2 separate regions of the Mus musculus genome follow, and region 2 is linked to region 1. A link is a loop called in an ENCODE intact Hi-C map of the cell type or tissue named here. Cell type or tissue: left cerebral cortex. All regions are shown on one strand. Links, peaks and the distances in the headings refer to the core of each region. The heading gives the core; the rest is flanking DNA. Region 1 overlaps Dennd3 (DENN/MADD domain containing 3). Region 2 overlaps Ptk2 (PTK2 protein tyrosine kinase 2).

Region 1 (16,841 bases), core at 4,216-12,215:
ATTGGGAATGCCCTGGAAGGGGCATGTAGGTGTTGCGGGAAATAATAATAACAAAAAATGAGCTGGCATGCACCAGCAACTCTCTTACTGGTGGGCTGGCCGGCCCTGCAGTAGCAGGCAATGGTCGACTTGTTTTTATCTCAAGAAGACTCTCTGGCCTGGAGCTCCTGGAACATCTCCACCCAGCTTGCTAAGTTCCTCCTGGTGGGTTGCTACCACACTAACCCCAGGCTTCAAATCCCCCATGACCTTTGTGGTACACATCAAGCAAACCCACGTTTTGCCATCATACCTTTCTCTCTTGAACCCAGACGAGCCACCTCCGTGAAGAAAGACACAACACAAACTTAGTTCTGAAACAACAGTAACTCAATCACTAGGCACAACAACTAAAATCCTAACTTGGAAGCCTTATTAAATCTAAATCCTCCAGGGGCAAATCCTGACAGATCCACCATTGGAACCCAGAGACACTCGTAATTACATCTTGTCCTCATGTTGTGCCCACCAAAAACACCTAACTCTCTCCTGTTTCCTCTCTTCCTCTGTCTAACTCGGAAGTCCTTACTCGCCCAGTGATTGGCTCCTTTATTCCTTAGGGAATTGGTTCACAAGAGCAGCACCAGGCCCATCCACAACACATGGGTTCTTGTCCAAGACACACAAAGCTGCCCTCAACAGTGTTATGGGTGCCTCTGCCTTTTCCAGGACCATGCTAATTACATGCATTTTCCCTTGTTTGTTTGTTTGTTTGTTTTTTAGTTCTCAAAGTGACCCCTAAGTCAACATATATGTTCAAGATCCCTGATATCCACTTCCCACTGGAGAGCCAGTGTGTTCAGGCATACTATACAGACTTCGTCACTCTCCTGAGCAAGGCCATGGCGCTGTTGGGTCCTGGCGACTCTCTGCTCCTAGCCAGGTACTTCTACCTGCGTGGTCTTCTCCATCTGATGCAGGGACAACTGCTGAGTGCCCTCTTGGATTTCCAGAACCTGTATAAGACCGACATAGGGATCTTCCCGGCTGATCTGGTCAAGAGAACGGTGGAATCCATGTCGGCCTCTGAGCGGGCCCAGGCCGAGCGGACGCCTGAGCTCAGGCGGCTCATCACAGAGGTCTTTGATAAGCACGGCGAGGCCCCCAAGGCAGATGACGCCGTGAAGAACTTCGAACTGCCCAAGAAGCACATGCAACTCAATGACTTTGTGAAGCGAGTCCAGGAGTCGGGGATCGTGAAGGACGCCGTCATTATCCACCGTCTGTTTGATGCACTGACCTTCGGTAAGAGCGCCCCACAGCATCCCTGGGTACCAGTGTCCCCCAGGTCTGCAGGTCAATAGCTGTAATTCAACCTCCTAAAGATTCAAGGTATAAAAACGAGCTGTGTCCTCACTGAACATGGACACTGAACATGGACAGGCTTTGTTTTTTTCCTTGTCACTGTTCCCTAAGGCATGGCTGCTTAAATTCGTACTCATAACCGTTTTCACCCAAGAGATTCCCATGAGACCTAGGTAAATCAGAGGAAGTGCAAATAAGTGCAAAGCAAACACTGACTGATAATAAATCACAAGGACGTGTATTTCTAACTATGTTGTATACAATATGATATTAACATTGGTTGAAGAGAGAAGCAGGACTGGGATATAGTGCCTGTCTAGTATGCTTGAAGCCCTGGGTCCAACTCCAGCACCTACAATAAACTAGGCATGGTGGCTTACAACTATAATCCTAGCATGAGAGAGGAGAGATGGGAGCGTCAGAGGGTCAAGAATACTTGGTTACATAACAGGTTTGAGAACAGCCTGGGCTGTGTGAAGCTGTCTTAAAAATTTGTATTTTAGGGGGCTGGAGAGGTGGCTCAGCAGTTAAGAGCACTGACTGTTCTTCCAGAGGTCCTGAGCCATCATGTGGTGGCTCACAACCATCTATAAAGGGATCTGATGCCTCCTTCTGGCCTGTGGGTGCATATGCAGCAGAGCATTCATATATAAAATAAAGAAAATAGAAAAAAATCTATTTAAAAAAAAACAGATGAAAGCAAATATCCCACATAAGGAGATGAATGTACTTATTTATTTTCACAAAGAAAGTTAAATATTTTATTTCTATTTATTCTTAATTTATGTGCATTGGTGTTCTGCCTGCATGTATGTTTGTGTGAGGGTACTGAATCCCCTGGAATTGGAGTTACAGATATTTATGAGCTGCCATGTGGTTGCTCATGTTGGAATTGAACCTGGGACCTCTGGAAGAGCAGCCAGTGCTCTTAATTGCTGAGCCATCTCTTCAGTTCCCCCAACACCCCCAACCTCTGTTTTTGATACAGAGTCTTGCTGTATACTTCTAGCTGTCCTGGAACTGACCAGGCTGACCAAGTTGCCCTCAAACTCACAGAGATCAGCCTGCTGCCGCCTCTTAAGTCGTGGGATTAAAGGCATTCACACTCATACCTGGCCAAAAGTTAAACAGGTGGACATTGTGCCTCATGTCTGCAATCTTGGCACCTGGAAGTTGGAGGTAGGAAGAACTGTTGAGTTCAAGGCCAGGCTAGACTACATAGTGGGTTTAAAGTCTGTCTGGGCTACAGAGTGAGATTGTCTTAAAAGAAAAAAAAATCTTGTAAAATCTTGACCAAATATTTGATTCTGCAGGGCATAGCCCATCTTCAGGGTTTTTCAAAGTTGCTATTTATTTTGATTTTGTAATTATCAATGCTTAGAATCCCACTTTACATTAATACTTCGTAAAAATGGTAGCTGTCTGAATGGTTAGTTTCAGAAATTATCTGAAATTCCATCCTAATTCCAAGCCAAAATTCCCTTAATGGTTTTCTTTAAATCAGCAACTCAAATTTAAGTCAGCGACTCAAGCTTAAAAAGCAATTTTGAGGTAAAATATTCTAAGACAGTGCAATGCAAAGATATACTAATTTGCTATTTACGTGCTGAGTAACGACAGTAAGAAGATATTAAAAGTCTCTTTTTTTTTCCCCTGTAATGAAACCAGTATGTGTCTGTAAGAGCAGAAAACTTCATATGTTAAAGACACTTATCACTCACAACACCCACTAGCTTCAAGTCCAAGTCAGCGTCTTAGGCAGCTTTTGCTGGTGTTTATATGGCTGGATGGTATGCGCAGCCAAAGTGCACACACGTTCAGAGTGAGGTTGCATGATGCAGATGGCTGACTTACACGTGAGGCTAGCTGCCTCTGCAGAGGCATCTCACCCGGTGCTTACCCGGTGACTACACAGCCATGGCTCAGCTAAAGCACTCACGCATGCCCAGAAGCACAGAAGCAGCGTGCCAGGTGCCAGGAGAACCCACCTGACTAAGAAGGCTTTCCCGTCACCACGAGGCCCTTGTTTCTTGGGTTTGGCTTTGCTCTGTGTCCCCAGTGAAGCACTGCCCCCAACCCAGGCTCTGCTTTCTGTTCTGCTTAAAACCTCTGATGACAGATGTCCCCCTCCACACACACAGCACGCAGCAATGTTGTACACTCACGGATTGTGTCCTGCCATCTGTGGAAGTTTGCGATCCTAATTTATTTCTCACTGAACCATGTTACCTGCACTGACACACACATCTGTTCTGTCTGCTGGCCATGGGGAGGAAGCCCAGCTCGTCTATTGTCTTTTAACTGGGAAGGTCCTGACACCTGTCCCTAGGGTCTGTGTAAGCTGGTTCCTCAGCTTAGAGCCAGGAGCTTGGTTGAGCTGAGTGCCAGCACCCTGACCGAGTGCCCCCCACTGCCTGACAGTGCCTGCCTCACTGCCCCAGTGGTCTGCCTGTCCCATGTGAGCTAACACCGCCTGGCTTGTGTCCTCACTCATCTGATCCCATGCGAGCACTTGAATTTTGCATTCACCGGACTCTGCTGGCCACCCAGGTTCAGTCAGCCTGTCCGTTAAGTTCACCATCTGCAGATAGAAAATATCTGGAGAATGAATGTGCTTTCTACTGAGCATGTGCGATGTTTTTCTGGTCATCATTCCCCAAGCTGTAAACTTGAACTTCCATGATGTTGGGCACACGACCCTGAAAGGGCTTAGAGCCCACAGGAGGGGGTGTGCAGTTTCCTGTTAACACCACGTCACTTATAGGAGAGACTTGATATCTGCATTTCCGGAGGAATAACTGTTTTGGGAGAGACAGAGATGATGGGCCACCTGTCACTAGCCAGGTGCAGTAGAACGCATACTTCTCAGGCCTCTGTGGGATAGCCTGCACTGCCTGGGGTCAGGGGGTGTGGACAGCTATGCGTGTGCTACTATGTGAAGGGAGACAAGGCATTCACAGAAAGACCCTGAGGGGCCTACGGGCACACTTTTCCTCTTCCCAATGTGTGACCTCATAAGGATGTGAAGACTCTAAGGGTCCCCTGTCCTCCAGGGGCCCTCTGTGCAATGGCCTGAAAGGAGTGACTCAGACTCATATGGTTATCATTCTCTCATGGCACCAGGCTGAGCATGTCTGGTGGTCCCTCTGCTCGTCCTCAGCGCTGGTATGGCCTGGTCACCTAATTACTCAATGGCTGGTGGACCCTGGTGTAGGAAGAAAACCTGCCTTTCAGTGCCTTTCTTCCTCCTCTGTATGTGGTGGCATTTGACATCACCCCCTAGGTGCCTGGGAACCTGGGAAGTGAGTTGCACCTGGGCATCTTTTGTTCTGTAGTTGTGGACCTGGCCGATGAGCTGTCAGTGGCCTTCAGTTATGTGGTTCCTTAAGTGGAGAAGGGGCAGGACCCCACTGTCACTGCTATGCGTGTTTTAGTTAAGTGGAGTGGCCACACTGAAAGTAGAACTTGGCAAAGCTGAGTGTTCCCATCTGTCTTAATTAGGGTTTTACTGCTGTGAGCAGACACCATGACCAAGGCAACTCTTATAAGGACAACATTTAATTGGGGCTGGCTTACAGGTCCAGAGGTTCAGACTATTATCATAAGGTGGGAGCAGAAGACTGACTTCCGGGCAGCTAGGGTAATGTCTTAAAGCCCACACCCACAGTTGACATACCTACTCTCACAAGGCCACACATCCTAAAACTGCCACTCCCTGGGCCAAGCATATTCAAACCACCACCCCATCTTAGAGTGAACTCGGTGAGATCCAAGTGTACACATGAGGACTGGGGCATAGCTCAGCAGAGAGCTTCGAGACTGGTAGAGGCTAGGCCCAGCCAGTTTCAAAGACCATTGGAATGGTTAACTAAGAAGTATAGATTATATCATTTTGTCTCTGGACATGTGCTTTTGATTTTTCATTACATGTCTGGGGCTACAAGTTCAGTCACAATTAAAAAGTACAAATAGGACAGATTTCATTTTCATTATCGGCCTATAACTTCAAAGAATCTAAAGAATGCCTCCACCAAAGCAAACACGTTTATATAAGACAGTCTGCTTTTAGGCTGGCAGCGTTTGCAGTTTTAAAGCACTCTAGACAAACAAAATATCTGAACTGGTCGTTTTATGAATAGCAAATACTAATACTCCCCTTACTCTCTCATTTCATCTATGCTATAACATAGGAAAAGTTATTTTAATCTATTTACTAAATTCTATTCCCCCAGGGCTGTACCCTCTATGACTCCTGTCTTTAAACCACATTTTCAGAGAGCTCTAAGCATACAGTAAACAGAGGCCTTGAATCTGTAACCAATCCTGGCTAGTGGGAGTTTGTCAACTGTTTCTGAGTTTACCCTGTTCCAATTATACTGTCTGAATATGTTTAGGGGCAGACACCCCAAGAAGATTCCAGGAATAATGGCCTCATTTAGTGTTTATTGTGATCTCTAGGGCGTAAGGAAGGCTCCCAAATAGGAACAGATGCTTTTCTATCCCTAAAAGCAGAAGGGACAGTAAATTTAGGACGTTCCTAAAAAGAGTCAGACATAATTTTCTCGGGAAAAGACACAAAATGAATCATAACACAGAAAGTCCCCACGTGTACAACACTCAGAGACCAAAACCTAAAAGTGAGAGACAGACAGACAGACAGTGGTCACAGCATTCGGCTCAGCTTTGCTGGAACCGTGTCATACAGCTGTGCTGGCTTCACGACTTTTGCCATCTCCAAGAGACATGGCTGTGCCACAAGACCCTGGGTTCAATATCCAGTGCCCCAGTCCCATCCAAAAGAATATAATTTTAGTATTTAGAATGCTCATACACGTTTGTTCATGTGAAGCCCGGTGCTGATGAGAATACACATTCTGCACTGCAGCTTCACAAGGACTGGCTGTTCACTCCCTGTGCCACCTTCAGTGTCTGTAGCTGGCTCTCATGGGGATGCTGCCTGGAGGCTGCTGGGATGAGCCGGGGCTGGGCTGTGGAGGGAGGTGGGTGACAAAGTGGAGATCCACAGGAGTGGGCATCCTGTCCGTGGGTGTGGCCATCATGCACCTGCAGACTATTGCGGGTTGTCAGACAAACTGAGCATGCGTGTGACCATGTGCGGACATAGTGGCTGTGGGCATGCGCAGGGCTGGGGAAGCACGTGGGAGTGTTGTGGCATCCATGGCTAGCTGGCGTGCTGGTTGCAGGTGGGAGAGGGCTGCCTTCCATCTAATGGGCTGTCCCTAGTCTTGTTGCTCCCATTGTGCATGTCCAGAGCACAGGAGCCCCTCACTTCCAAGGACAGGAAGGCCACTTGTCTATAAGAGGACATTTTGGGTGGTGGGTGCAAAGGCCTTACTGTGTGCAGCCCCGTTGACTGCTGTGGTGTGGGTGCTCAGAGGGTCTGTCCTCAGGGACGCACATGAAGGGTCCCTGGCTCTTTCACTCTCTCGGGCACTGGCGTGGTCTCGCCTTCCCTGTTCTGTTTTATGGTCTCTTCCTGCACCACATATAACTGAAAGACCTCTCATGTGATGTCTGATGGGCGTAATGTGTGCTTATGGTTCGTTTGAGCTCTGTTAGTCTGCACCCCGGGACCCCAGTAGGCTGTTTGTAAGGTAGCAGAGGAGGTCTCCAGCTGGGGATGCCTATCGAGCTGTCAATCACCTCAATGGACTCCTTGTTTAGTGTAAAAGGATGCAGAGGCTTGTCCCATGCACGGGGTCACCCCATTCCCTGTTATTTGTCTTCCTTAGTCGCTTGTGTTAAACATTATACAGGTGAGTGCTGTATCCCTGCCCCAGGTGAAATTTACTTTCTCATTGGATGGATCCAGTGACTTCAAAGCTTACATGGGGCTTGGGGTGTAGCTTAGTGGAAGAATATTTGCCTAGCATGGGCAAGGTCCTGGGTTCACCCCCAATCTCTGCAAAAGAAGAGAAGAAAATTTAAAATACATATTGCTCAACTACTTTGACTAGTAAAGCATAAAGAAAAAGAATTAGAAATGGCGCCACCTGGTGGACATACCCATGCATACATTCTGGTACTACCTAACTGATGACAGATCTTCCTTGTTAGACCACCTTCCTGTGGCCCCCAGCTGCCCTTGTTATTTGGAAATTTCCTTAATCTTTTGGAACCTCTCACATCCTCCACAGCCTGCACATGGCTGTAAGGTTACCCATCACACAGTGGCAGCAAAACAGATGTACCAGGCAATTGTCACCATGACACTGTTACCACGCAGGAACGATGATGTGAACCCAGTGGGACTTTGTCTACCTCAGACCTGGGCCTCTGAAGGCTGGACACAGGGAGGCTGGGCCTGGGGAGACACACAGGTTCTGCGTAAGCAGGAACCAGCTGGCAGCGGGCAGGGTCTGTTCTTCCTCCTTTGGTTTCCTAGTTTACAGATGGGGGCTCTGAGGACGTGCTGGAGTTGTCTGTGAACCACACAGGTTGGGTGTTGGCAGGTGCTGGTAGTTGAATTCACTGGTGCCCTGAGGGAGGTATGTAATGCAGCCAGAATAGCCTGCACTGTCAGGGAAGGCCGTGTATGGCGCTGTTTGCCTGTGTGTTGAGGGCAAGAGGAGAGCTATTGTGGTATAATAGTTAGGATGAGCAAATAACAACATGGCCTGTTGGGGAAGTGCTTGGTATGGCTGGGGTAGGATGTGAAAGGAAAGAGTGGACAGTCTGGGGGAACTTGAGGTCTTATGTGGCTGAACAGTCCAGAAAGGTTTGAATGAGGAGCAGGAAGGTTCACTTATGCTTTAAAAAGCAATTGTGGGGGCTGCGAAAAAACCCAGAGGCAGGGACGGCAGCAGAGAGGAGTGTGGCCTATGCACGAACGAGGGCTTGAGACACACCAGAGGACAGAGCAAAAGACAGGCTCCGGACACATAAGCTAGGCGGGGATAGGCGTGTAAAGTGAGCAGTTGGCAGGTGTCAGAAGCTGAGTGCAGGTGAGGGCTCTGGCCCAGAAGAAAGGAACTTAAGACCAGAGGGGGGCTCTAAGCCACGCACGGGGGAGCAGGACCTCAGAATACAGCAGGAACAGAAAATTGGCGCTCAGTGAGTGTCAGGCCAGCCTCAGAAACTGCTCAACTTTGCCTCAAAACAGCGTCCTTGTTGCAGTTACTGTGACTACCTGTAGTAAGTCAGATTGCCCTCGCTCTGAGGGCTAGAAGGGACAGATGTCCTCTACCTAAATCTTCTGCCCCACAGCTGGGACAGCCAAAGGCCCTCCATCCATTCACAGAGTCCTGGGCACTGGTGCCACCTGCTGCCTGGCTTGGGTAGTGCCTGCCTAAAGTCCCTGGTGCTGATGATAAAGTTTCCTCCTTAAACTCAGGACACGAGAAGCAGATTGACCCGGAGACCTTCCGAGACTTTTACACCTGCTGGAAGGAGACTGAGGCAGAGGCACAGGAGGTCAGCCTGCCCGCACTGCTCATGGAGCACCTGGATAAGAACGAGTGCGTCTACAAGCTGTCGAGCTCTGTGAAGACCAACCGTGGAGTGGGCAAGATCGCCATGACCCAGAAGCGCCTGTTCTTGCTCACCGAGGGGCGGCCCGGCTATGTGGAGATTGCCACCTTCAGGAACATAGAGGTGAGACGGTCCTGGCGCCAGATGCAGCCAGTCCCCAGGCCGCCGGGTGTCCTCTGGCACCTTCTGCACAATGGGCCTTTTGTGGCCCAGCTTGCTCAGCTCATATTACACACACACACACACACACTCTTTTTGAGACAGGATGCTGATACCCAGCCTGGCTTTGAGTTTGCAGTCTTCCTGCCTCGGCCTCCTGAACATTGGGGTTATAGGTATGTGCTGTCATGCTTGGCCATATTCATTTTTTTTAATTTAAATTAAAAAATTATACATATGAGTACACTGTCATTGTCTTCAGACACTCCAGAAGAGGGCATCGAATCCCATTACAGATGGTTGTGAGCCACCATGTGGTTGCTGGGAATTGAACTCAGGACTTCTGATAGAGCAGTCAGTGCTCTTAACTGCTGAACCATCTCTCCATCCCCCTTGGCCACATATTTATTTATTTATTTATTTATTTGAGACAAAGTCTCTCTATGTAATCTTGATTGTCCTGGAACTACATAGAGCTCATGGGATTAAAGGCACGGGCCGCTATGCCTAGCCACATTATATTCGTCCAAAGGAGGAGGTCTGAGATGTATTGGTGTGTGTATGTAATCCTGGCACTCTGGAGTCAGAGGCAGGAGAATTGTTGCAAATTTGAGGCCAGTGTGGTTAACAGGAAAAAAAAAAAAAGGCTGGTCTGAATTGGGAAAAAAAGGCTGGTCTGAATTGGGACCGGATGATCTTATTTTGTGCCTTATAGTTAGTTACATTTACTGTCCCAAACTTGAAGCTGCCAAGTGTTCTCAGTCTGAGTGGTCACAGCAGAAAGATGGACCGAGACCAGTGACCACTGGATTGCCACACAAGGCCTACAGCTGTAGTCCCTGCCTGACTTGCCAGCTGGCTCCAGAAGTCCTCAGGCAACAGTAAAAGGTTGTAACAGGCACTCATGTCTGGCATTATGGCTAAACTCACCCTGTGTGGTGGCTTCAGGCCACTTGTTCTGTCTGCCATCAATCCAAGTTGTCTTTGTCCCGCAGGAAGTCAAAAATAGCACCGTGGCATTTCTCCTCCTGAGGATACCCACCTTAAAGATCAAGACGGTGGCCAAGAAGGAAGTCTTCGAGGCCAACCTCAAGTCGGAGTGTGACCTCTGGCACCTCATGGTGAAGGAGATGTGGGCCGGAAAGCAGCTGGCAGATGACCACAAGGTCTGTCTGAGGTGGGGAGGTCCTGTGGGCATGGGTGGCACCAGGTCCTGAAGGGGGCATCCAGAGCTTGCAGCACTTGGAAGGAAGAATTATGCTGTCTGCAGGGACACAGAGGCTGTTGTCCTGAGACCATGTGGCCTTTGGGGTGTGAGAGGACATATGGGCTTCATTCAGTGCCCCTCTGTGTACACTTAGTTCTGGTGTCTTCCCAGTGAATGTGGGTAGGGTTGTCTAAATGGGGAGGAAACCATGTGTCAAACAAGCCAGGTGTGGTGGCATGTATCTACCTCCTATCCCAGGACTCAGGAGGCTAAGCTGGGAGGGTCTGGAGTTGGAGGCTAGCCTGGACCATAGAGCAAGACCACGTCTCAAACAATCACGTAGCCAAACCAAAGTAAATGGACCAAGGCTACGAGCAGAGAACTCGCACAATGGAGCTGCTGGTAAGGGTATGCAGGGACTTGTAGCCTCACCAGTCACCAGAGAGATGCAGACGGCACTGGTGCCTACCTTTGGCGCATCTTAGGAGAATCGGGCTGTCTCGTGGCAGGACAGGAAGGTGGCCACTTGGGATGAGTTATTGCCTGTCATGGATCAGAAGTGGATTTGGATCCTCTCTAAGGTTCTGTATTTCATGAGCCCCGGCTTAGATGGTCAGTTCCACACCCACTGAAATACGATATGCAGATTAGCTATGCAATGGGGAAAGCCCACGGTGGGACCATTTCCACTCCTGTCACCGGCTACAGTCACAGCCAGCTGTTGCTTTATGAAATGCCCCTGGCTATCATAGTGTGGTTGGGACAGGCATGAGGGGGTCACGAGCCCCTGCCTGCCAGCATTTAGGGAAGAGAATGTGCTGGCTCTAGGAGTCAACGTCGAGGACTTCCCGTAACTAGAGAAGAAGATTATGTGACACAAACTCCAAAGTCTTCATCCATTCGGACCCTTCCCGTTGCCCTGACAAACACGAGAGGAGGAGTACTGTTCTCTTCAGTGAAGCAAACGCTAGAGAGACCGTCAGGATTCGCACTGGGCTGACACGCAGCTGCATCTCTCCTAGGACCCACAGTACGTCCAGCAGGCACTGACCAATGTCCTGCTCATGGATGCCGTGGTTGGCACGCTGCAGTCACCTAGTGCCATTCATGCTGCCTCCAAGCTGGCCTACTTTGACAACATGAAGAAGAAGTGTAAGTTCTGTTGCTGAGCCGTGCTTCTGTTCTAAGAGGCTGTCTCACTGGAGCGTTTCTTCTGGTTGGCATCTGTCACTGAGAATCCACCCAAGCTTTCTTGCCTTCTGCTTTTACTCTTTGGGGAGGGGGTAGGTCTTGCCCAGCTGAACACAGTCTCACAGTACTCATGCCTTAGTCTCCTGAATGCTGCTGGGATTACACACTTAGCTATAATTTTTTTGTCACTGTTTTGTGTGTGTGTGTGACTTGTGGACACACATACCATGTCACACAGGTCAGAGGACAACTTGTTGGAGTCAGTTCTCTCCTTCCACAATGTGGGTCTTGGATTTGAACTCGGATTACCAAGCCTGGAGGTAAAGTGCCTAAACTCTGAGCAATCTCAAGGGCCCTGGTTTGTCTGGAAGAGCACTGTTGTTCATTTGTTTGCTTTTTATTGCTTGAGATGGAATTGGTCTAGCTTAGGCTACCCCGGAACTCAGCATATAGCCCTGGCTGGCCTTGAACTCACAATCCTCCTGCACCAGCGAGTGTTGCGATTTTTTTATAAGCAGTTTTAGGATTTTTTTTTTAATATCACTTGTTGGCTTTCGTCCTCCCCTTCTTTATTTCATCTTGGACCTTGTAGCTCCTTGTTTTTTAGAATACACATGCTCCTTTTTTTTTTTTTTTTTTTTCCTGGTGTCCCATTTTACATTGTAAACTGCAGGTCCTGATCCTCAACTGAAGAATCCTTTGTCTGGCTCAGCACACTAAATGTCTGGAAGGCTATAACTAAGAGCCTCTCTGGTCAGTGTTGGGGATGTGTGTGGTCAGAACCACACGCCCTGGATAGCCATGGCCTCTCTGCACTTGACTGGCCTGTTAACAGATGGCAAGGGTAGCCCTGAATGCGTCTCCCTTCCCTTCCCTCCCCTTCCCTTTCCCCTTCCCCTTCCCCTCCCCTCCCCTCTCCCCTCCCCTCCCCTCTCCTCCCCTCTCCCCTCCCCTCCCCTCTCCCTTCCCCTCTCCCCTCTCCCTTCTCCCCTCTCCCCCCTTCCCTTCTCTTTCTCTCTCTTTCTCTTTCTCTTTCTCTTTCTCTTTCTCTTTCCCTTTCTCTTTCTTTCTCTTTCTCTCTCTTTCTCTTTCTTTCTCTTTTCTTCTTTTCTTTTCCTTCCTTCCTTCCTTCCTTCCTCCCTCCCTCCCTCCCCTCCCTCCCTCCCTCCCTTTCTCTCTGTCCCTCCTTCCTTCCCTCCCTCTCTCTCTCTTTCCCTTTTTCTTTCTCTCTCTCTCTCTCTTTCTTTCTTTCTTTCTCTCCCTTCCTCCTTTTCTTTCTTTGATTTAGTCTTGGGTAGCCCAAACTGGTCTTGAACTCTCTCTGTAGCTGAAGATGGCTTGAAATTCTTGATCCTTCCGCCTCCACCTCCCAAGTATTGGCTTTACAGCTATCAGTGGCTAAGCCCAGCATCTTTTTATCTTTAAAGGCTAGGCTCCTGGGACAGAAATCTCCAGCCTCCTTTCTGTTCGTTTCTCTTTGGCTCTCACATTCTGAAGCCATCCTGAGGTCAGGGTTTCAAGTCTAGGATCAGTGTGCTAACAAGATGTCTTGAGCCTTCTCGGCTTCCACTGTTTCCATTTTAAATGTCCTCCTGCAGCCTCCAGCTTTAAGACCAGCATACTAGAAATAGCAAACCTACGGAGGCCACAAAGAAAGTGTAGCTTAAACGACAATAGGAAGTTCATTTTGGAGCACAGGTTGGTGAAGTAGGGATCTCTGCCACACTATCCAGGTCCTGTTGATACTGAGATATCACTCTTGTTCTGGACCCCTTTAAGCTGTGACTTCCTAGGTTTAGGGTACTTGAAGGGCAGTGCCACCATCCCTGTGATGGCTGACACACTCACGCTCTGCAAGAGGAACCCCCACACTGCTCAGCACCTCCTTCTGTGCCCCTGATGGCCTGTTGGTTCACTATCACCGTGATCTCATCTGTCCAGGGTGTCTCCCGTACCCAGGAGCCTTCCTGACTCCACCCTTTCACTCAGCCCAGTGTTTCCTCAGTGCCTCCGTGAGGAGGCTTGTGCTGGCCCTTTCCCTTAAGGAAAATGTATTGATGGTGAGGTGTGCTGTTTGTGAGTGGATGTACGCGTGCCACGGTGAGTGTTCATGCAGGTGTTGGTCCTCACCTTCCGCCTGGCTTCAGGTGGGGCCCTGTCACTTTTGTCACTTACTGCTGTGTACACCAGGCCAGTTGGCCCACAAGCTTCTAGGGAGTCTGCTGTCTCTGCCCTCTGTCGAGCCATAGGAACAGGAGTTGCAGGGGCTCACCCCACCCGGCTCCTGGCTTACCATGGGTCCCCATACTCATACAGCAAGCAAGCATATATATAACCCATTTCTTTCTTTGTTTTTATTTTATTTGTAATTCACTTCATATCCTGATTACAGCCTACTTCCCTCCTCTTGTCCCAGTCCCACCTTTACAAATCCCTCCCCTGTTGTCCCCTCTCCTTCTCTGCAGGGAAGGGGAGCGCTCCCTTGGGTACCACCCACCCTGGGGCATCTAGTCCCAGCAGGTCTAGGCACATCCTCTCCCACTGAGGCCTAACCAGGCAGTCCAGGTAGGGCAAGGGGATCCAGTGGCAGGGAACTGAGACTGAGATAGCCCCATTCCACTTGTTAGGGCAACCATCTGAACATCAAGCTGCACCTTTGCTACAGATGTGTAGGGGGCCTAGGTCCAGCTCCTGCGTGCTCCCTGGTTGGTGGCTCAGGCTCTGTGAGCTGCCATGGTCGCTGGTTAGTTGACTCTGGATCTTCTTGTGGTGTCCTTGACCCCTCCAGCTTGCTCACTTCTATCCCCCACTCTTCCACAAGACACCCCAAGCTCTGCCTGATTTCTGGTGTGGGTCTCTGCATCTGTTCCCATCAGATGTTGGATGAAGCCTCGCAGGAGACAGTTAGGCTACGCTCCTGTCTGCAAGCAGAGCAGAGTATCATTATAGTGTCAGGGGTTAACTCGGTCACATGGGATGGGTCTCAGGTTGGGGTAGTCATTGTTTGGCTGCTCCCTCGATCTCTGCTCCATCTTTATCCCTGCACATCTTGTAGGCAAGACAAACTCTGGGTTGACAGTCCTTCATTTCTTTAGTGGCTACGGTACTGTGTTGTTTGGCAGCATTACATACTCTCTACCCTTCATCTGTAGTGGACACTTAAGTTGGATCTGCCTTCTGTCTAACAAAGGAAGGCTGCTGTGAATGTCTGTGAAGTGTGTGTCATTTCATCTGTCTTGGGTGTGCAGTCAGGTTTTACAAACAGCTGTCCAAGAATTAGAAAATGACACCTTGGCTTAGCTTCACCTTTCCCTTTGTAATCTGTGTCACTGACTGTGTGGCCCTGATGCTTTCTGGTCATAGAACCTGTTCCTGAGCTGGGACAGAAGCCAGGAGGCTCAGGTGTCCCCAGGTTGCCTGGAGACCCATTGAGCCCTCTGGGAGCTCTAACAGTTTTGGGTCTCAACAGAACTGCTCCTGTGCTCAGATGAGAGTAAACTCAAATAAACAGTACACTTCAGCTGTTTATACAACTTTAAATGTACTCCTCCTCGGTGACAGCAGTTCATGGCCTCTGTAAACAGTTTACAGAGTTGCCATAGTAACACCCAGCACACAATCTGTCATCATCACCTTGTTCCCAGGACGCAGGAGGAGCCATCCGAGCTCAGGTCACAGCACGACGAATTCCTGATCCTGGTTTTAGCAAATCCAGAAATACCTTCTAATGCATGGCTTAACAAAGTGAGGACTCACGACATGAGATCCCAAGCTTAATTTGGAAACATGGAGTCCACCTGTGATGGCAGGTCTATAAATATACAAATGAAAGGACCCGAGTCAGTCACCTGAGGCAGCAGGTGGAGAGGCAGTGGCAGAGGGTCCGGCCATCACTTCCTGCATTGTTGGAACCCAGGAGCCATGCTGGAGGCCTAGTGACTGGCAGGTTGCTGTTCTTCTACAAGCAAGGAACAGGACTTGGTTGTTTCTTTTGAAAAATGAGGACAATAGCAATCACATCAGAAGTGAAAGGCCACCAGTGAGTCCCTAAGGCATAGCCTCTACTGCAGTGCAGGGGATCCAGGGGACAGGAGGAAGTGCCTCAGGGTTAGTGGGAAGGCCATTCAATCTGGCAGGTGGTCTCAGAAACCTCCAGGGAAGGCAGTTTTAGCGCTGTCTGGAAATGTGTTTGATTGTGCAGAAAGAGGTGCAAGTGTGGTGTCTTGGTCATGTAACTAGACTAAGTGTCCATTCACAGATGAATGCGACCTCAAGCTGGCAAGCTGGCTAACTAGGTAAAGGCACTCGCTGCCAAGCCTGGTGGCCTGAGCTCAGTTTCTGAGATCCGCGTGGCTGAAGGAGAGAACTGACTTCCACTAGTGCTTCTCTGATTTCCACACACGTCCTGTGGTGTGCACACCAGGGGCCACCTCCAATGCTACTCTCCATAACAGTTTTTCCAAGAGCGCCCTCTTGAGGCCGTGTACGATTTTACAGTAAACTAACAGGCAAGCTTTACTTGCTGTCCCTCTATCCTTGAACCGGGTAACCCAACTCTCGTGCCTGTGTTTCAGCACCCATGGCGGTCCCAAAGACAACCTCGGAGACCCTAAAACACAAGATTAACCCTTCAGCCGGAGAGACCGCTCCCCAAGCCATTGAAGTCCTGCTGTATACTCCAGGTATCTTGGTTGGGATGAACTGTCTAGACTTGGGTTGGAGGTCAGCCTGGCAGCGGCAAGGGGAAACCCCCTTCTAGAAACAGCGAGGGCCGGGCGTGGTGGCGAACGCCTTTAATCCCAGCACTTGGGAGGCAGAGGCAGGCGGATTTCTGAGTTCGAGGCCAGCCTGGTCTACAAAGTGAGTTCCAGGACAGCCAGGGCTACACAGAGAAACCCTGTCTCGAAAAAAATAAATAAATAAATGGCAGACTCTGAATTGGTCAGTCTAAATTCTAAAAAAAAAAAAAAAAAAGAAACAGCGAGGGTGCTTTCTGTCTATAGGACAGGGTCCTGACCCACAAGGGCAAAACTCTTATGGCCACTCTGCCCTCCTGTCCGTGGGGCACCTTATACCTGGGCAATGACTTTGGTGGAGACCGGAATACTCACTCGTCCCCTGCCCTCTATGGTATGGGACATTTCAGGTGCTATGTGTTGCTCTTGTCTTTGGTTGAGGAGGATGCTGTTGGCAAATGGTTGTGTAACCATAGGGCAGAGGGCTAGCCTATCTCTGTATGGGAAGCCGGGAGCCTGCCCACTTCAGTCACCACACCAGCCCCAAGTGGACTGAAGTCTAGATGAGCAAGGTGCTTACAAGTACGCAGAGTGAGTGACTCCCGGACCAGCACACCCAACAGCACAGGCATGACCCGGCCAGCCCCAAGTTCCTAAGCACTGAAGGACTCTATGTGTAACTACACTGGCGGTTTCTGGGCTGGTGAGGAGGC
Region 2 (8,000 bases), core at 1-8,000, 330 kb before region 1:
CAGTCTACTGCTCTGTGCCAGATAGCACAGCCCACCTCCCCTTTCCCTATTCTTCTTCATCTTGAGGTCTCTGCTGGAGTCTCCAGATGCCTCACAGCCTCAGGTGGGTGTCGTTAGGAAAGTAACCAATGCATCTGAGTGTGCTGCTAGTCTATGTCAACTTGACACACAAACTACAGTTATCTGAATGGACAAAACCTCAACTGAGGAGATGCCTCCAGAAGATCCAACTGCAAGCAATTTTCTTAATTAGACTGATGGGGAAGGGCCCAGTCTGTTTCCTGGGTCAGTGATCCTGAGTTCTATAAGAAAGCAGGCTGAACAAGCCAAAGGAAGAAAGCCTGCAAGCAGCACTCCTCAATGGCCATTGCATGCTTTCAGGTTCTTGCCCTGTTTTGAGTTTCTGTCCTGACTTCCTTCGATGATGAACAGAAATATCAGTGCAAGCCAAATGAACCCTTTCCTCCCCAACTTGCTTTTTGATCATGGTGCTTTGTCGCTACAAATAGAAACCCTAATTAAGACATAAAATACCCTGGAATTGAACACAGTGGTCTCAAGTTCTCACAGCTCACAGGACTTCATAGTGTGTGCTCATTCTGCTGGCTGCTTGGGATCCACCTCTCTTCTAGCTTATCACTTAGATCATGGTAAGGATATAGTCAGAACAATTATAGTAAGAGACCACCTGGTCATACTGGTTACTATATATCCCAGAGGCACTAGTCATTGGCCCTGAGGCACTGTGTTGTGAGGAACCAGTGTTACCTAAGCCATTGCACAGGCCAGTCAGGAAATCCAATTCACAGACAGTCCTGAATCTTTTTTTGCTGGGGGTATAGAGTCAGGGTTTCTGGCTGTCCTGAAACTTGCTCTGTAGACCAGGCTATCCTTGAACTCAAGAAATCCACTACCCTGCTGTACTGGCTAATTTTGTGTCAACTTGACACAGCTGGCGTTATCACAGAGAAAGGAGCTTCAGTTGAGGAAATGCCTCCATGAGCTCCAACTGTAAGGCATTTTCTCAATTAGTGATCAAGGGGGAAAGGCCCCTTGTGGGTGGTGCCATCTCTGGGCTGGTAGTCTTGGGTTCTATAAGAGAGCAGGCTGAGCAAGCCAGGGGAGGCAAGCCAGTAAAGAACATCCCTCCATGGCCTCTGCATCAGCTCCTGCTTTCTGACCTGCTTGAGTTCCAGTCCTGCATCCTTTGGTGACCAACAGCAGTATGAAAATGTAAGCCGAATAAACCCTTTCCTCCCCAACTTGCTTCTTGGTCATGATGTTTGTGCAGGAATAGAAACCCTGACTAAGACAAATTGGTACCAGAAGTGGGGTATTCCTGTGACAACCTGACCATGTTTTGGGGAGGACTGTGGAAGGACTTTGGAACTTTGGGCTTAAAGATCCATCCGTTGTTAAGAGCTCTGTCGGATGTTGTGTAGGAGCTTGGAAGATAATGTTGAGAACAGTGCAGAAGATGGAGGTCTGGTTTGTGAAATTTCAGAGGGAAAATTAAAGACTCTTTTCAGGGCCATTGCTGTTTTGAATGTGAAGATTCTGTAGTTCTGGTTAGCTGGGGCTGAAGAATCAGCTGTGATTAACAAGATACCAGAACTACCAAAGCAAAAACTTTGTATTACTGGGACTATTGATGCTGGTTAGCTGGAGCTAAGAAATTAGCGGTGATTAAGAAGAGACCAGCATCATTGAGGTGACATCTTCTGGGAAGTGTTTTCTGAAAGCACAAAGAGGCTGTGTTCCAGAGATGGCCAAGGTTGTACTCCTGCTGCAGCAGGACTTGGTAATATGTAAGGGTCACCCAGGTGGTACTGGTTTTGAAGGCATGAAGGGGTCACGCAAAGCAGCTGAGGCTCGGCACTGTGAGAGGCCATGGAAGGCCATTGGTGAAGGTGCAGCCTCAGTTGCAATTGAAGGCCCAGGACTGAAGGGGTCATGCAGTGTTTTGGAGATGCCAGTACCATGAGATGACCACCAAGAGCAGCAGCAGCAGTGGAGTACAGGCATCTGGAGCCTAGAGGATGACGCATGTGCTACAAAGGGCCTGGCTGGAGAAGTGACCCAAGCCCTTGGAGGAGCCCAGAAGATCATGAGTTGGATCCCAGACATTGGACGGTTGGAGATTGACTTTTGTTTTTGATTGTGACTGTGCTCTGATATTTTCCCTCTTGAAGGAAGAAACTAGTTTAGTGGAGCCCACAGTTAAGAGACTTTTAATTGTAAAAAGACTTTGGATTTTAAAAGAGATTTATATTTTAAAGAGATTGAAAATTTAAGAATATGTAAAGACTGTGGGACGTTTAAACCTGCTAAGTCCATGCTAGCACCACCTGGCTAAGTCCAAGGATGGATTAAAAGGCAGTTCTACACAGGACAAGCCCTTCTTTACCTGTACTGCCTAAAACTGGGTAAATGTTTATCTGTGATAGCAGAGTCTTTCTATGTATCTAGGCTTGTTTTCCATTTTTTTCCCCCGACACAGGGTTTCTCTGTGTAGCTCTGGCTGTCCTGGAACTTACTCTGTAGACCAGGCTGGCCTAGAACTCAGAAATCTGCCTGCCTCTGCCTCCCAATTGCCAGGATTAAAGGTGTGCGCCACCACTGCCCAGCTAGTCTAGGCTGTTTTAAACTTGATCCTATCTCTACCTCTCAAGACCTAGGATAATAGGTACATGCAACTGTAGCCGACCTTTGCTATGTTGTGGGTTCTTTTCCTCACCCTTTATTCACCAGTTTCACCCCCTATCACTAGATAAGAGAGAAAGAAGGATAGTGGGGACAGAGACATCCCTGAATCCAATTAATTCTGTTTCTCTTTTTAAATATGAGTATGCTGTAGCTGTCTTCAGACACATCAGAAGAAGGCATCTGATCCCATTACAGATGGTTGTGAGCCATCATGTGGTTGCTGGAAATTGAACTCAGGACCTCTGGAAGAGCAGTCAGTGCTCTTAACTGCTGAGCCATCTCTCCAGCCCCAAAGTTGAAGCTCTTATTACGCTATATATACACATATGTATGTATACACCCACACATACATCTACACATACATGTATAGTGCTTTATTTTTAACTGGAATGAGCACTTCTTTAAAATACTGGAGCTACAAGACTATTTCATGGCTAGGGACATATCACAGTTGGTAGCATAATTCCCCAGTAACGTATCAGCCATGGTGGTACATACCTATAATCCTAACACTTGGTATCTAAGGTCATTCTTGGCTATACAGCTAGTCTGAGGCAAGTTTAGGATAGGTTAGAGAGATGCTCTCTCAAAAACCAAACCAAACCAAAAGACAACAACTACTACTACTTCTACTCAAGATTAATCTCTGCCCTGCCGTGCCCTCAAAACTATTTCACAATTACAGCTGTTTAACATGCTACTTACCTTGATTAAAAAAAAAAATCATTGATTGAATATCTAAATGACTTAAATTGTTAGTGTAGTTGTTTGACTGCACACCTCCCTGCTGGGCAGGGATGTCTAAACATGTGAGCCCCATCAGGTGGCACTGTTTGGGGAAGGTTTAGGCCTTGTTGAAAGAAGAGTGTTACTGGAAGCAATCTCCACCTGTCAATATGCTGCCCTATCATCATGGACTCTACACTCTGCAACCATAAACCCTAAATAAATGTTTTCCTCTATAAATTGCCTTGGTCATGGTGTTTTAACACAAGAAAAAGTAACTAATATGGCTGGCTTTTAGATTCTGCTATGTAGCCCATGCCGGGTAGGAAACCCTAAACTTAACTGATCCTCCAGCCTCAGCATCTTTTTTTTTTTTTTTAAAGTAAGGATTAAAAAGTTTTGGGGCTGGTGAGATGGCTCAGTGGGTAAGAGCACCCGACTGCTCTTCCGAAGGTCCGGAGTTCAAATCCCAGCAACCACATGGTGGCTCACAACCATCCGTAATTGAGATCTGACTCCCTCTTCTGGAGTGTCTGAAGACAGCTACAGTGTACTTACATATAATCAATAAATAAATCTTTAAAAAAAAAAGTTTTAAAGTAGCCAGGCGGTGGTGGTGCACGCCTTTAATCCCAGCACTTGGGAGGCAGAGGCAGGCTGATTTCTGAGTTCGAGGCCAGCCTGGTCTACAGAGTGAGTTCCAGGACAGCCAGGGCTACACAGAGAAACCCTGTCTTGAAAAACCAAAGGAAAAAAAAAAGTTTTAAAGTATGTGTGTCCAAGTGTATATGAGACTACAGGTATCAGGTATGTGTCACCCACTATACCTGGGGGGAAAAAAACACCTCTCTCTTTTTTTTCTTTTTTAAAGATAGATTTACTTATTTAATGTCTATGAGTACATTGTAGCTGTCTTCAGATACACCAGAAGAGGGCATCAGATCCCATTACAGATGGTTGTGAGCCACCATGTGGTCACTGGAGATTGAACTCAGAACCTCTGGAAGAACAGCCAGTGTTTCTAATCAGCCCAGCAAAACCCTTTAATTTTTAGTGTTTCTGGGGAACCAACCCAGGACCTCCTGCATGAAAAGCAGTGTACACTCTATCACCCCTCAGGGAACAAGGTATGAAGAATGGCTCTCCAAGAACTTGCTTTGCATGGTGCTTTTTACTCCACATGCCATCCACTTACTAAATGTTAGGACAATTACTGAGCCCCCCTGTTCTACTCTTGCTGTGGGTACAAAAGAGATCTTTGCCCTACGTGGATGACAGTGAAGTGAAAAGAGATGGTGGACACATGGAGCACACATGGAGGAAATCCAGCACATTGTATGAGAGGCACCCCTAAACATGGCCAAGGTGAGCAGACCTTTAACAACAGTGTCTGTGGGCTGGGCTGTACTCATAGGCCCAACAGTAAAACACACACACAGTATGAAAGTATCTGTTCTCAGAGCATTCTGGATCATCTAACAAGGTACACATGTGTAGAATAGAACTATAGGCAGTTGCATGGATTCTGTTTTAAGGGCTAGCTGTTTAAAGACAGTTTAGGTATTTCTGCCCTAAAAACCAGAAGAAAGACATCTTGCTTGAACAAGTTTTAAATGACTATGAGAAAAGTTGTAATTGTGCCCAGCATTGTGTCATCCTGGGACTTGGAAGCAGGAGGTAGTTTAAGTCCATCTTTAACAACTAATGTAGCTGTTACTCTAATTCTTACTAGACAGAGTACAGCTTCACTGCTAAAAATCTGTTATCAGTAACAGGACAGTGATCTGCATCTATGAAAATCTGGAACATGGCATATTTTGACAGTCTTAGATAACTTTCTTGTGTTTTACAGAAAGGTCATTCTATTCCATATCATGAATGTCAGCATGCCTTGATGTCTTTCAATAAAATGTGGGAGGCTCCAATATAGAATTTGGGACCAACTCTGGGGACAGTGCAGGCAGGTGCTTACCGGACCCTGAAAACTCCCGTCTTCCCTGTCGATGCTGCCTCGAGAGAGCCTCACATCAGGTTTCTGAAGATCAAAACAAAGGCCAAAATAATTTCATTAATATGTGTATGTTACTGACATATTCACCCTCTACAGCAGCAGCTTCCGGCTGGTCTTCTCGCCTGTACCCAACATCATCTCAGTGTCACTGTGACACTGCTCCCAAGTGGCAACCACTTCTTGGATCTGTGATGGTAAGCCCACCATTGTTTCTTTCGGTGTTGGTAATGTAACTGAGGCTCATGAACATGTGAGACATGTGCTCTACCACTGAGCTTATGGTTAGCCCACAGTGTCAATCTTTAGGTGATCTTAAATGATTTCTATCTGAATTCTGTAAATATTAATAACTCTAATTACATATTTATTTAGTGTGTATGTGTGAGTGTACATGTGCATATGCACATACTGTGGTGTGTGAGAGGAGGTCAGGATAGCCTGAGAGAGTTGGTTTTCTTCCTAAACCACGTGGGTCTCAGGGATCAAGCTCAGCTCCTTATCAACTGCTTTTATCCACTGAGCCATTTTGTGTGCCCCTTCTTAATTTTCTGGTTAGGGCCCTACATTTTTTTTTTTTTTTTTTTCCTGTTCAGAGCCATGTGGACTGGTCAGAGCGGCTTCTTATGGCTGGAAGGAGATCTGCTGTGCAGTTTGGGGTCTTGCACTGTTTTCATTTGTTGCTTCCACCTGTGGGGCATTGAATCAGGATTGAGGGATGCAGCAACAAACAGCTTAAAATCTGGCCAAATAGGAAATTTTGGACAGTACTATGAATAGAACTAGTCAACTTCCAGGTAACAGAGTCTATGTGCTCACAGTAGGGAAGAGTGTAGCTCACAAACGCTGCCCAGTTCACCACAAGGGGACATCATGGATGTCTTCATAGAAACTTGGATAGACATTTTTTTTTTTTTTTTTTTTTTTAGGATGCCAGAGTTTATAAGGCAGCCTGGGCCAGTCAGACAGCTCAAGGCTCATGTTGCCAGAAAATGCAGAGAGCTTTCTCCCTGGAAGCCTGTAAGGGAGGGGGAAGGGATTGCCACAGTAGGCTATTCTCTGGCAGGCAGCCCTTTGCTACTATTCCCTAGTTCCCTCATTGGTTTTCCTTCATTCGGACTGAGTGGGTCCTCTGTGAGAGGAACAGAGTAGGCTTTATGTAGTCAGGGCTTCCACATTTAAACTATAAAAAGTCCCCTTTTTAGTACAATTCTGTTCGTACAGTAATAAGAAGCCTAGTCACTATTTTTAAGCAGTGCTCAGAGGAAAACAAGGCTTCTCATCAGACTGCAGCTCCAGCAGCCCTGGCTGCTAGCACTCTGGCAAAGGAGTCCAGTAGCAATTACAGTAGGGATTCACATGCACAGGGCATCTGAGTAAGGCCACAATCTTGAGCTGGGGAAAAGAGAGGGGACACGGCAGAACAAGGAGCATTTGCTGTCAAGAGGGCATGTGACCTCAGGCAGGATCTGTTGTCCTCAAAATTATCCTGTGCAGGACCATGATCTGACAAGAGACCTCTGACCCACCCAAGCAATTGGTAAATGATTCAGTGGATGACAGTAGCCGCAAACAGCAGCTACTTCCAAACCTAGTAGGAGTTCTGGAGACCTAAGTCTTCCAAGAACAGTTACTGTGATCTAGTGGAAAATAATTCAAACAGTACTATAAATAGAATTGGTCAACTTTGAGGTAATAGACTCTGTCTGCTCATAGTAGGGAAGAATGCAGCCCACAAATGCTGCCCAGTTTGCCCAGTGACACAGTGGATGTCTTTAGAAGCTTCTACAGAAACTTGGACAGGATTTCTTTCTTTCTTTTTTTTTTTTTTTAAAGATTTATTTATTTATTATATATAAGTACACTATAGCTGTCTTCAGACACACCAGAAGAGGGAGTCAGATCTCGTTACGGATGGTTGTGAGCCACCATGTGGTTGCTGGGATTTGAACTCCGGACCTTTGGAAGAGCAGTCGGGTGCTCTTACTCACTGAGCCATCTCACCAGCCCAGGATTTCTTTTTAAGATGCCAGAGCTTATATGGTGGCCTGGGTCAGTGAGATAGCTCAACAGTGAGAGGGCTTGTGATAAACCTGAATCTGAGTTTGCACCCCCCCCCCCGCGCCCCCAAGTTCCACTATGGAAGGAGAACCAACTTTTCTATGTATATACAGTGCACATACACATGAAAACATTTCAAAGAAATAACAAGATTGGGCTTGTATATTTCACTAGAAATGTCATTTTTCTATTGATTTTTTACTTCATGGGAGGATTGATCTCTAGTGGTCTACACACTTGATAAGACCCTCCTTTTCTGCAGACATACTACTCTGAGAGAAACATACTACATTCAGGCTGCTGGAACCTTGCCGATCCAACAGAGGGCAGCTCCAGTAATGTCTTTTAGCATAGTCTCTTTAAAGTCGCTACAAACTCTCGCTAGTGCCTCTGGTTCAGCAGTCGCAGGTATTCAGGGATTGGACAGATGAAATGTGCTCCAAGAAGATAACATGGCTATGGTGCAGGAGCCCACAGGCATGTGCAGATGAAAGCAGAT

Evidence for each region. Peaks named below come from ENCODE experiments on the same cell type or tissue, not always from the same donor. Only the 100,000 strongest peaks of a DNase experiment are listed, where the experiment ranks them.
Region 2: it touches region 1 in a loop (3-fold over the local background); 3 of 42 quality-filtered maps call a loop at or near these places.

The regions. Positions count from the first base shown.
Region 1 is chr15:73,546,359-73,563,199 of GRCm38, forward strand. It overlaps Dennd3 (DENN/MADD domain containing 3), which reads left to right. Exons shown (of 23, transcript NM_001081066.1): 13 at 763-1,284; 14 at 8,699-8,958; 15 at 9,990-10,160; 16 at 11,224-11,353; 17 at 15,967-16,074. Among named protein-coding and RNA genes, the nearest start is that of Dennd3, 42 kb to the left of the region's middle. In left cerebral cortex, for the core only: CTCF peaks have their summits at 7,369 (motif pointing left), 7,571 and 8,630 (motif pointing left); DNase peaks (open chromatin) are centred at 5,812, 5,937, 6,394, 7,360 and 2 more places; H3K27ac peaks cover 1,305 bases.
Region 2 is chr15:73,216,403-73,224,402 of GRCm38, forward strand. Ptk2 (PTK2 protein tyrosine kinase 2) reads right to left here. Exons shown (of 35, transcript NM_001358046.1): 29 at 5,405-5,467. Among named protein-coding and RNA genes, the nearest start is that of Mir151, 34 kb to the right of the region's middle. In left cerebral cortex, for the core only: CTCF peaks have their summits at 4,372 (motif pointing right) and 7,851 (motif pointing right); DNase peaks (open chromatin) are centred at 6,530 and 7,947; H3K27ac peaks cover 982 bases.